Regions from separate parts of the Homo sapiens genome. Here region 2 is linked to region 1. A link is an interaction called in ENCODE POLR2A ChIA-PET data of the cell type or tissue named here. Cell type or tissue: B cell. All regions are shown on one strand. Each heading gives the region's core, and the rest is flanking DNA. Links, peaks and the distances in the headings are about the cores only. Region 1 overlaps PPP4R3A (protein phosphatase 4 regulatory subunit 3A). Region 2 overlaps CATSPERB (catsper channel auxiliary subunit beta).

Region 1 (7,586 bases), core at 2,587-7,586:
TTTTTTTGAGACGGATTTCACTCTTGTCAGGCTGGAGTGCGGTGGCACGATCTCGGCTCACTGCAACCTCCACCTCCCGGGTTCAAGTGATTCTCCTGACTCAGCCTCCAGAGTGGCTGGGACTACAGGCGCACACCACCACGCCCAGCTAATTTTTGTATTTTTAATAGAGACGGGGTTTCACCATATTGGCCAAGATGTTCTAGATCTCCTGACCTCATGATCTGCCTGCCTTGGCTTCCCAAAGTGCTTGGGATTACAAGCTGAGCCACCGCGCCTGGCCTCAATACTTGTTTTTTTAGGGCATCATCATACAGTCATTTCACTGGTAACACTGTACTGTTGTATAGCAGGAAAACGAGTATTAATAATGACCCATAAACACCAAGCATTAATAATGACCCATAAACACATTACGAATAAGAGGTTAACCAATATATTCATTTACTGTTTAGGAAAAACATTCCAGTACACATTTAGTCAACATTCCATAAAAAAATTACTGACTTTTAAAACTTATGGTAGGCCAGGCATGGTGGCTCATTACTGTAATCCCAGCACTTTGGAAAGCTGAGGTGGGTGGATCACTGGAGGCCAAGAATTGGAGACCAGCTCAAGACCAGCCCGGGCAACATGGCAAACCCTGTCTCTACAAAAAATGCAAAAATTAGCTGGACATGGTGGTATGTGCCTGTAGTACCAGCTACTTGGGAAGCTGAGGCAGGACGACTGCTTGAACCCAGAATGTTGATGCTGCAATGAGCTATGATCACACCACTGCGCTCCAGCCTGGGTGAAAGACCAAGACCCTGTCTCTAAAATTTAAAAACAAAAAAACCCAAAAAACACCTTCTGGTACACAGCTTTTATTCATCTGGAAAATTCACTTGTTTAGAAGATTTAACTTCCTCTCACTGAAGAAACGAGATAGTATAGAGAATTCCTGTAATTTTTATGGTTTTATCTTCACTATCAACCAACTAGACTCAGGTAGCAGGGAAGTAATATGGGAGTGTTTGGGTTTGGGTTTAAGTAACTTTGGTCTTCACCACAGCCCTGATTTGGATAAATACTGAAGGATTTCAGAAAGAAGAGCTACACCCTTGTCACTCCTAAGCAAGCAGCTCAACCCATCAGCTTCTAGAGTATATTGTCCTTATCAATATTCAAGGCTTAAGGCAGGGACTTATGTACTATGCTTCATTAGTAGAGAGAATGCACCATCAAAAATGAGTTAATGCCAGCCTGGGCAACATAAGGTGACCCCATCTCTACAAAAATAACAGAAAAAACTAGCCAGGTATGGTGGTGTACACCTGTGGTCCCAGCTACTTGGGACACTGAGGTGAGAGGATTACCTGAGTCTGGTGGTCAAGGCTGCAGTAAGCCCTGATCACTGCACTCCAGCCTGGACAAAAGAGTGAGATCCCGCCTCAAAAAAAGAAAAGTCAATGGGGCCCAAAATCTCATGTAGGTGGGAGACTAAAGTGTGCTTTTTTTTTTTTTTGAGACGGAATCTCGCTCTGTCACCCAGGCTGAAGTGCAGTGGCGCGATCTTGGCTCACTGCAAGCTCCGCCTCCCAGGTTCACGCCATTCTCCTGCCTCAGCCTCCTGAGTAGCTAGGACTACATGCTCCCGCCACCAAGCCCGGCTAATTTTTTTTTTTTTTTTTTTTTTTGGTATTTTTAGTAGAGATGGGGTTTCACCATGTTAGCCAGGATGGTCTCGATCTCTTGACCTCGTGATCTGCCCATCTCGGCCTCCCAAAGTGCTGGGACTACAGGCGTGAGCCACCGCACCCGGCCAAGACTAAAGTATGCTTTAAACCCGTAACAGGTATGTGCTCCAAGTCCTTCTTTCCTGACTTTTCGGAAAAAAATTTAAATGCCTCATTACATAGTGGCATTTAAAAACTAAAATGGGCCAGGTGTGGTAGCTCACAGCTATAATCCTGGCTACTCAGGAGGGTGAGGTAGGAGCATTGCTTGAGGCAGGAAATTCAAGACTAGTCTGGGCAACACAGTAAGATCCCACCTCCCCTGAAAAAATTTAAAAATAAATCAGCTGGGCCTGGTGGCATGTGTCTACAGTCCCAGCTACTTGGGAGGCTAAGGTAGGAGGATTACTTGAGCCTAAGAGTTTGAGGCTGCAGTGAGCTATGATCGTGGCACTGCACTCCAGCCTGGGTGACAGCAAGACCTTGTCTCTAAATAAACAAACTTTTCAAAGTGAAATACTTCCCCTTGTACCGACACTGAGCTCTTCTTGATAAATATACAGAATGCTTGGCATATACAAGATTCTATACTACTGACTGATCTGTTCATTTCTCTCACAGCTCTTACCCCCAAAAGCTTTTCCACCCTAAGTGTTCTGACCTCCTTTTCTAATCACAGTAGGGATAGAGGCAGACCCACCTACAATGAACATGGAGTTCTATCAAGAGGCAGAAACAGCACAGAATCCCAGTTTTACCATTCGCTAGCAGTGCTGCCTTGAACAAAAACATTTCTCCATGTCTCATTTTCTTCATGCCTCAAGTAACAGTGAGAATTTAACCTGTTTAACTCTAAGATATGAGTCAGAGAACAGATAAAACTATTTTGAAATGTAAAGAATACTTTATAAAATTCAAGGTAAAAACTCAATGTAAGCACACTATTCTGGATGCCTTGGCAAGTACTTCGTAATAAGGAGCACAAATATGATTATGGCCAAAGACACTCTTCAGTGTGTGGAGGAATTCCAACTCCCTTACATTTCTTTCTTTTTTAAATTTTTTGTTTTTAGAAATAGGGTCTCATTCTGTCACCCAGGCTGGAGTGCAGTAGCATGACCAAAGTTCATGGCAGCCTCAAACTCCTGGGCTCAAGCAATTCTCTGGCTTCAGCCTCCTGAGTAGCTAAGACTACAAGTATGTGCCACATGCCCAGCTAATTTTCTAAACTTTTTGTGGAGACAGGGTCTTGCTATGTTGCCCAGGCAGGTATCGAACTTCTGGCCTTGAGCAATCCTCCCCCACCTTGGCTTCCCAAAGTGCTAGGATTACAGATGTGGGCCACTGTGCCCGAGCTACATTTTTTTTTTTTCTGAGACAGGGTCTTGCTTCATCAGCCAGGCTGGAGTAGTGGCTCAGTCACAGCTCACTGTAGCCTCGACCTCTGGGCTCAAGCAATCCTCCTGCCTCAGCCCCAAGCAGCCGGGACTACAGGTGTTTAACACCACACATGGCTAATTTAGAAATTTTTATTTTGTAGAGATGGGGGGTCTCACTTTGTTCCCCAGCCTTGCATTTATCAACTGTAAAACTGGCAGGTGGATATGGTAAAAATCATAATGGTGAAAAGTAGTACAAAGGGGCAGAGGGAGAGAGAGTATCAGGAAGAATAGCTAATGGATGCTGGGCTTAATACCTAGGTGATGGGTTGATCTGTGCAGCAAACCACCATGGCACACATTTACCTATGTAACAAACCTGCACACGTACCCGGGAATTTAAAATAAAAGTTGAAGAAAAAACAAAAGAAAGAAAAGTAGTATAATGATTTCACCACAAAGGGAGAGCATAAGCAAGGTATGAAATTATTATCCTTACTTCAAGTTAACAGACACAGCATACACTGAAAGAATTAAAAATAAAAACAAAATAATCTGAAATGGAAGATGGAACTTTGCAGGTATACGGCTATCATAAAAACTGAGAGAAATAAGGTAATCTATCTTCCTTAAAGAAAAGCATGGGCCAGGTGCGGTGTAATCCCAGCACTTTAGGCGGCCAAGTGGGAAAGATCACTTCACATCTGGAGATCGAGACCATTCTGGGCAATACAGTGAGAACCTTTGAAAAAATTCAAAAATTGGACCAGGCATGGTGGCTCATGCCTGAGCCCAGGAGTTCGAGACCAGCCTGGGCGACAAAGTAAGACCCACCCCCTTCCATCTCTTAAAAAAAAGAAAAAAAAAATTTTTTTTTAATTACCCAGGCACAGTGGTGTGCACCTGTAATCCCAGCTAGGTGGGAAGATCAACTGAGCCCAGAAGTTTGAGGTTACAGTGAGCTATGATCCTGCCACTGCACTACAGCATGGGCAACAGAGCTCTTAAAAATTAAAAAAAAAAAAAAAAGAAAAGAAAAGAAAAGAAAAAGAGCAGGGTGCGGTGGCTCACCTGAGGTCAGGAGTTCGAGATCGGCCTGGCCAACATGGTGAAACCTCGTCTCTACTAAAAACACAGAAATTCACCAGGCGTGGTGGCAGGCACCTGTAATGTCAGCTACTCGTAAGGCTGAGGCGGGAGAATCGCTTGAACCCGGGAAGCGGAGGTTGCAGTGAGCCGAGATTGTGCCATTGCACTCCGGCCTAAGTGACAAGAGCGAAACACTGACTCAAAAAAAAAAAAAGAAAACAAAAAACAAAAGGGACGTGTTCTTACAACCTATTTTGCCAGCAGAAACCTACTGGATAAAGATGCAATCCAAGAAATGGGCCCAGAAGCTTAGTGGGACATCCCTTTTCCTCTAAAGCAAGGTAGGTTGAGTGCCAAGTTACTCGGTTTTGGAAGGGAAGGCATACAGTACTTACCATGACAGATCTGCTCTGTAACATGAAGGCCACAAGTACTTCCATTTAGAAATTCTCTTCTGTGATTTTTAGACGAGCATATAAGCTCCCCTAACAAGAACTGAGCCTACAGTTGAGATAGCATTATTATAGCTTCCCCGTCCACAAATATAGACCCAATAATGAGAGAATTTTAAAACTACCCAGCCTTTCTATACCCATGCTAACACTATATACATTATAAAATTCCCAAACGCTTTGTCATTACTAAGTAGTGTGTACAGTTTAAAATGAATTGCCTGAATTTGAATCCCAACTCATACCATCTTAATAGATGAATGACTTTGGACATGTTGTCATCCTTTCTGAGAGAACTTATTAAAAAAAAGAAACGCGGCCGGGTGTGGTGGCTCACGCCTGTAATCCCAGCACTTTGGGAGGCTGAGGAGGGCGGATCACCTGATGTCAGCAGTTCAAGACCAGCCTGGCCAACATGGTGAAACCGTGTCCCTACTAAAAACACAAAAATTAGCCATGCATGATGGCAGACGCCTGTAATCCCAGGCTTGAGGCTTGAAGCATGAGAATCCCTTGAACCTGGAAGGTGGAGGTTGCAGTGAGCCAAGATGATGCTACTGCACTCCAGCCAGGATGACAGAGATTCTGCCTAAAAAAAAAAAAAAAACACACACCATTTATTTCACAGGTATGCAAAAGCCCCTATCACACTATCTCTAGCACTGACCACCAAATTAGCTGATAGCCTATTTCTAAGGTGGATGATTAACACATCACAAAAACTTAATTTTACAGACAATAAATACTTGAAAAGTGTTAAGAATCAAATATTTATTTTGTTCTAAAGAAATAATCTGAAAATCAAAAGTTTTTTTGGGGAAAAGCTACAAGTAATTTAGAAAAGAAAAACTTCAACACAATAATGACTAGGTCTAGCCCAAGTATGGAAAAGCGCAATAATTTTAAGTTTCTATTGGACAAATGACTCAATTTATGGAAAATCAGAAATACTTTCCATTTTGCTCATGACAACAAAAAGAAAATATCAATTATCCTATGATGGAGAATGGAGCAAGCACACAATAATGGCTGACCCCAACTGGCAGTCAACACAAAAACATCCATGTAAAGCTTGTAGATAAACTATAATTGAAATTTTTTTTTTTTTTGAGACGGAGTCTCGCTTTGTCACCCAGACTGGAGTGCAGTGGTGCTGATCTTGGCTCACTGCAAGCTCCGCCTCCTGTGTTCACACCATTCTCCTGCCTCAGCCTCCTGAGCAGCTGGGACTACAGGCGCCCGCCACCACACCTGGCTACATTTTTGTATGTTTTTAGTAGAGACAGGGTTTCACCATATTAGCCAGGATGGTCTCGATCTCCTGACCTTGTGATCTGCCCGCCTTGGCCTCCCTAAGTGATGGGATTACAGGCATGAGCCATTGTGCCCGGCCGAAAATATCTTTAGGCTAAAAGTAATTTTCATTTTCTTTGAAATAAACCTTCAGGCTAATAAAGCAGCAAATGCAAGTAGACAGTAACATGGGAGTTTAATATGGTTAATAGCACTAAATCAGACACTGTTGTAAGAATTACGTAAGTCAATATAAGTAAACTGCTAAAAGAGTTTGGCACATAGTAGGTAGTCAGTAAATTTTGACTTATTATCCCTATTTAGATGTGACAAGAAATGTTAATCATCGACTAAAGATTACTGACAGTATTTCACAAGTATCCTGGAATTTTTTCTAAGTCCATGGTGTGTGTGTATGTGTGTTTGTGTGTGACAGGGTCTCCCTCTGTCACCCAGTGCAGTGGCATGATCACAGCTCACTGCAGCCTCCACCTCCTAGGCTCAAGTGACCCTCCCACCTCAGCCTCCAGAGCAGATAGGACTACAGGCCCGTGCCACCGCACCAGCTAATGTTTGTATGTTTTGTAGAGATGGGGTTTCGCCATGTTGCCCAGGCTGGTCTTGAACTCCCGAGCCCACACAATCCGTCGGCCTGGGCATCCCAAAATGCTGGGATTATAGGCGTGAGCCACCGCACCCAGCCTAAGTCCATTCTTTGCATTCAGTTTTCCTTACAGCCTAAATTTACAAGGGCACATCAGTAATTTAGTTAAGCTCTCCCTGCTAGATAAAAATTAAAGTCATTTTGTTTTAGTCATTTAACCTCCAACCTGCAAAATGGAGGAAGAGAGATTTGTGGCTATTTCCAAAATGGTAAAAATATAAATGGAGGTTCGGCGCAGTGGCTCACGCCTGTAATCCTAGCACTTTGGGAGGCCGAGGCGGGTGGATCACCTGAGGTACAGAGTTCGAGACCAGACTGGCCAAAATGTTGAAACCCCGTCTCTACTAAAAATACAAAAAAATTAGCCAGGCATAGTGGCACATGCCCATAGTCCCAGCTACTAAGGAGGCTGAGGTAGGAGAATTGCTTGAACTCAGGAGATGGAGGTTGCAGTGAGCCACGATGGTGCCATTGCACTCCAGCCTGGGAGACAAGAGCAAAACCCAATCTCAAAAAAAAAATCTATACATATTATATATACTATATAGTATATATACTATAATTATATATACTATATAGTATATGTACTATAATTATATATACTATATAATATATATACTATAATTATATATACTATATAGTATATATACTATAATTATATATACTATAGTTATATATACTATATAGAATATATGCTATAATTATATATACTATAGTTATATATACTATATATTATATATAGTTATATATACTATATATTATACATACTATAGTTATATATACATGTTATACATACTATAGTTATATATACTATTATATATACTATAATAATATATACACGGAAAAAAATTGCTTATATTAATTATGCAGAAAAGCATACTTCTGATAGTACGACATTAAACTTTTATACTTAAAAATATCTTAAAGGATTTTTTGTATAATGAATCAAATTAAACACATGATGTGAAGGTTATATGTATTATTTTTAATA
Region 2 (5,000 bases), core at 1-5,000, 150 kb after region 1:
GCGGAATAAAGAATCAGTGAGCTTGAAGACAGAAATTAAAACATGCTACCAGAGAAAATTGCCTTCACTAAAAGGAAGATAGGAAGGAAAAAGAGAAGGAAGAGAAGACCACAAAACAATCAGAAAAAAATGAAATGTCAGGAGTAAGTTCTGACTTATCAATAACAATATTTAATGTAAATGGACTAAACTCTCCAATCAAAAGACATAGAGTGCCTGAATGGATTTTTTTTAAAAAGTCCCAGTGATCTGTTGCCTGCAAGAAACACACTTCACCTAAAAAGACACACATAGACTGAAAATAAAGAGATGGAAAAATATATTCCAGGCAAGTGGAAACCAAAAGAGAGCAGAAGTCACTATACTTATATCAGACAAAATAGATTTCAAGACAAAAACTATAGAAAGAGACAAAGAGGGTCATTATATAATGATAAAGGGGTCAATTCAGCAAGAGGATATAAAAATTATAACTATATATACACTCAATGCTGGAGCCCTCAGATAGAGAAAGCAAATATTATCAGAGCTAAGGAAAGAGATAGATCCCAATACAATAACTGTTGGAGAATTCAACAACCCATGTTCACCTTTGGACATGATTTTCTGTCTGGACAGGTCATCCAGACAGAAAATCAAAAAAGAAACATTGGACTTAATCTGCACTGTAGACCAAATGGACCTAATAGATATTTGCAGAACATGTCAACCAATGGCTGCAGAATGCACGCTCTTCTCCTCAGCACATAGATCATTCTGAAATAAATAGAACATATGTTAGGCCATCCATATCCATATGCAGAAGATATCCATGTGCAGAAGAATGAAACTAGACCTCTTTCTCCACACACAAAAATCAAAACAAAATGGATTAAAGGCTTAAATCTAAAAACTATAAAAAAAAACTATAAAACGACTAAAAGAAAACTTTGAGGAAACTATCCACGACATTAATCTAGGCAAAGATTTCTTAAGTAATATCCCACAAACACAGGGAACCAAAGCAAAAACGGACAAATGGAATCACATCAAGTTAGAGAGCTTCTGCACAACAAAAGAAACAATTAACAAAGTGAACAGACAATCCACAGAACAGAAGAAAATATTTGCAAACTACCCATCTGACAAGGAATTAATAACTAGAATATATAAAAAGTTCAAACAACTCAATAGGAAAAAACTAACAATCTGATTTTAAAATGGGCAAAAATCTGAATAGACATTTCTCAAAAGATGACATACAAACGGCAGACAGGCGTATGAAAAGGTGCTCAACATCACTGACCATCGGTGAAATACAAATCAAAACTACAATGAGATTATCATCTCATCCCAGTTAAAATAGCTTTTATCGAAAAGACAGGCAATAATGAATGCTGGTGAGGATGTGGAGAAAAGGGAACCCTTGTACACTGTTGGTGGGAATATAAATTAGTACAATGGAGAGTACATTAGTACTATGAAGAATAGTTTGGAGGTTCCTCAGAAAACTAACAATAGAGCTACCATATGATCCAGCAATCCCACTGCTAGGATATACCCCCCAAAAAAGAGATCAGTACATTGAAGAGATATCTACACTCCCATGTTTATTGTAGTACTATTCACAACAGTGAAGCTTTGGAAGCAGCCTAAGTGTCCATCAACAGATGAATGAATAAAGAAAATATGGTACATATACACAATGGAGTACTATTCAGCCATAAAAAGAATGAGATCCTGTCATTTGCAACAACATGATTGGAACTGGAGGACATGATGTTAAGTGAAATATGCCAGGGACAGAAGGACAGAGTTTGCATGTTCTCACTTATTTGAGGGAACTAAATATTTTAAAAATGGAACTCACAGACATAGAGAGTAGAATAATGGTTACCAGAGGCTGGGAAGGGTAGTGGGGCATTATGTAGGGGGAGAATGGCGATGGTTAATGGGTACAAAAATATCATTACATAGAATGAATAAGATCTAGTATTTGACAGCACAACAGAGTGACTACAGTCAATAATAATTTATTATATATTTTAAAATAACTGGAAGAATATAATTTGAATGTTTGTAACATAAAGGATAAATTCTTGATGTGATGGATACCCCATTTACCCCGATATGATTATTACACAGTGTATGCCTGTATCAAAATATCTCATGTATCCCATAAATTTATACACCTACTATGTACCCACAAAAATTAAGAATAAAATATTTTTAAAAAAAGGAAGGGAAGAGAAGGAAGAAACTAACAGCTTGTAAAAGATAAAAAGAATCAAGTTGAGACAAAGCACATCCCAAGATAGGAGGTAAATTTACTTCCATATTCTGCCTCAAAAAATCTTAATAAATTAAATTCAACAAAACAAGATCTCAAAGACTCAATAATAGAAAGACAAAATAAAATGAAAGTGCAGGTCGCAAACATACAGAAATAAATTGAGAATCATGTCCCTTTATCACTCTAGGGTCCTAGGCTGGTTAGCAAAATTCAACTGAGTTGGAAAGGAGTGGGCAACTATCATTAAGGTCAATCAATATTAACTGTTTTGAGATTTGCTAAAGGGTTCAAAATTACAGCCAGATAGGAAGAATAAATTTTAGTGTTCTATACCACTGGAGGATGGCATAGTTAACACTAATATGTTATATAGTTTAAAATAGCTAGGAGGAGGATATTGAACATTCCCAACATAAAGAAATGATAAATGTTTGAGATGACAGATATGCTAATTACCCTGATCTGATCACTCTACATTATATGTGTCAAAATAGTACTTTGTACCCCATGAATATGTAAAATCAATATTTGTTAGTTAAGAAATAAAATTATACTTAAAAATTAACTACTTCTTTTGCTATGCAAACACTGATAGGAGCTATATAAACTTGATCAATGAAAGCACAAGATTACCAAATGAAAGAGATGAGAGCAGTGTATCATTCACACAACTCCACCATTACTGGTTGTGTGTCAGTTGTATCAGTGTAATCAGCAAAAGTAAGCTAACATTACCTACTTCAGCAAAGTTGTTCTGAATATCAGATGAGATGATATTTGTAACATGCTGAGCACAATTGTAGCTTGACAAGTGGTAGCTGTTATTATTTGGCTTTTGGGACAGTAAAATATCTCTGAAATGGTAAATGAGAACATAGCATGGTGACCTAGTGTTGCCTTTCTTTAGGACTATCCATAGGATCCTACTTCTGTAGATCCTACAAATCCATCACCCCTAATAGTTTTGAGGTCTTAGGATTAGTTGATTAATACGGCAGGTTTTTCATATATCTTCTAATCCTGGGCCACATGTAATGCTTACACCAGTGAAAGCAAATTTCTTACCTGCCTTTGTCGAGTAAACCTTTCCACGTTGAGAAACAAAAGTAATAGCTGATGTATAAAAACTATGAAAAGTCTTCTTTATGATATCATCATGAAAGTTAGCTATTAATTGAAAGGTGTTGCCGCCATCAACTGAAAGCCATATCTAAAGGAATAAAGAGATAATACCTTACTAAAGGGCTGCCATGCAACAGTTGGCAGTTACCTATCAGCCTACATGAGAATAGCCATGTGGCATGATCTTTTCCATATGCCTACATTCATCTCTCTCTCTCTCTCTCACACACACACACACACACACACACACACTCGTATACAGACTCCTTATCTACTTTGTCTACCTTCTATTTCCATCCTAGAGTGTGTATGAAGGTGTCTGTGGCAGAGTACCGGTCTACACAATATGCATAGTGATTGTATAAAATAACAAAGTTATTCCTATGATCTCCCAAATAATTCCGTGTTCATAAAAGAATGGAGTGCTGGGTGCATTTGGATCTGGGGGAGGGGTTTACCCCATATTGACATAATACTTCATGTTCTAGGTGTCTGGCAAATATATATGCACACATATTTTGCATGGAAGAGCCCCTTGTCATTTGCAAGGGATGTGTCCTGGGACCTTTGTAGATCCTCAAATCACTTATCTCACTGTATAGTTATATTAGTTTATTACTATAGCATCTTAGTTTCTCTGTTTCCTCATCTTTAGGTAAGAGTTGTTTGAGGATAAAACAGATCAATTCTGTATTATGATTCCCAGTTGCTACCGCTTTTAATAGCCTGAGACTCATTCACATGAAGATTTCTGTTGTTTGGATTTTTAAAAAATTAATTTTAATAACAAGTTATACAAGAAAATAGGCTTTTCTTACATTTCCAACTTTATAAATATGGCTGAAGAATCTGAGACCACCATCCAAACAATTCTCCTTTTATGCCTCATCTAATATAATCAATCCTAGTCTCCTCTATCCCTTCCCATAGGTGACCAGTTAATCGGTTTGAAAATTCGAAGCATTTACATTCATATGTATGCAGATACCAATAGAATATGTACAGTACTGATTTCATTTTTATGGTAGGGAGGACAGAAAGGCTTTTAGACTTGGACAGGAAGTAACTTTGCCCTGGACTGCTTGCTTACTGGGCCTGAATATTACAAACACATACAGGAAACATACTGAATACACATAGGTGCTTCTGTTACTCAGGATGCAGCACTCATTGCTGGCATAACACAATCCATGATCCAAAGCATATGGTATGTGGACCTCAATTTTCACTCTTGCTTTGGGCCCTGCAAACATTACTGGTGAGCAGGGAGGTAGTTAGGTGTCTAAGGAAGGGCACCTTGAACAATAGGCTCGAACTTGTATCATATTGTACCTGTTTTTCTATAAGTTACATTTGTCACGCAACAATGTATCTCAGATCATTTTATGTTAGCTCATGTGGATCAGCACATTCTTCTACACTGTCCTATAGTCTCCAACTTATGGATATACCATACTTGAGATAGTCTACTTTTCTACTATACTACTGAACATTTAAAAGTTGTACCCAAATTTTCACTGTTGTGAATAATACTGCAGTGAACATTCATTTATCTGCCTATTTGTACTAACGTTACAGTGTTATCTTTAAAGAAAATACTGAAAAA

The links. Peaks named below come from ENCODE experiments on the same cell type or tissue, not always from the same donor. Only the 100,000 strongest peaks of a DNase experiment are listed, where the experiment ranks them.
Region 2: POLR2A ChIA-PET joins it to region 1 with 5 read pairs; 2 of 35 experiments call an interaction of 5 or more read pairs at or near these places.

The regions. Positions count from the first base shown.
Region 1 is chr14:91,500,216-91,507,801 of GRCh38, forward strand. All of the region lies in intron 1 of PPP4R3A (protein phosphatase 4 regulatory subunit 3A), which reads right to left. Among named protein-coding and RNA genes, the nearest start is that of PPP4R3A, 6.3 kb to the right of the region's middle. In B cell, for the core only: no CTCF peak of the experiment used is centred there; no DNase peak of the experiment used is centred there; H3K4me3 peaks cover 73 bases; H3K27ac peaks cover 1,637 bases.
Region 2 is chr14:91,656,500-91,661,499 of GRCh38, forward strand. CATSPERB (catsper channel auxiliary subunit beta) reads right to left here. Exons shown (of 27, transcript NM_024764.4): 15 at 3,338-3,482. Among named protein-coding and RNA genes, the nearest start is that of CATSPERB, 73 kb to the right of the region's middle. In B cell, for the core only: no CTCF peak of the experiment used is centred there; no DNase peak of the experiment used is centred there.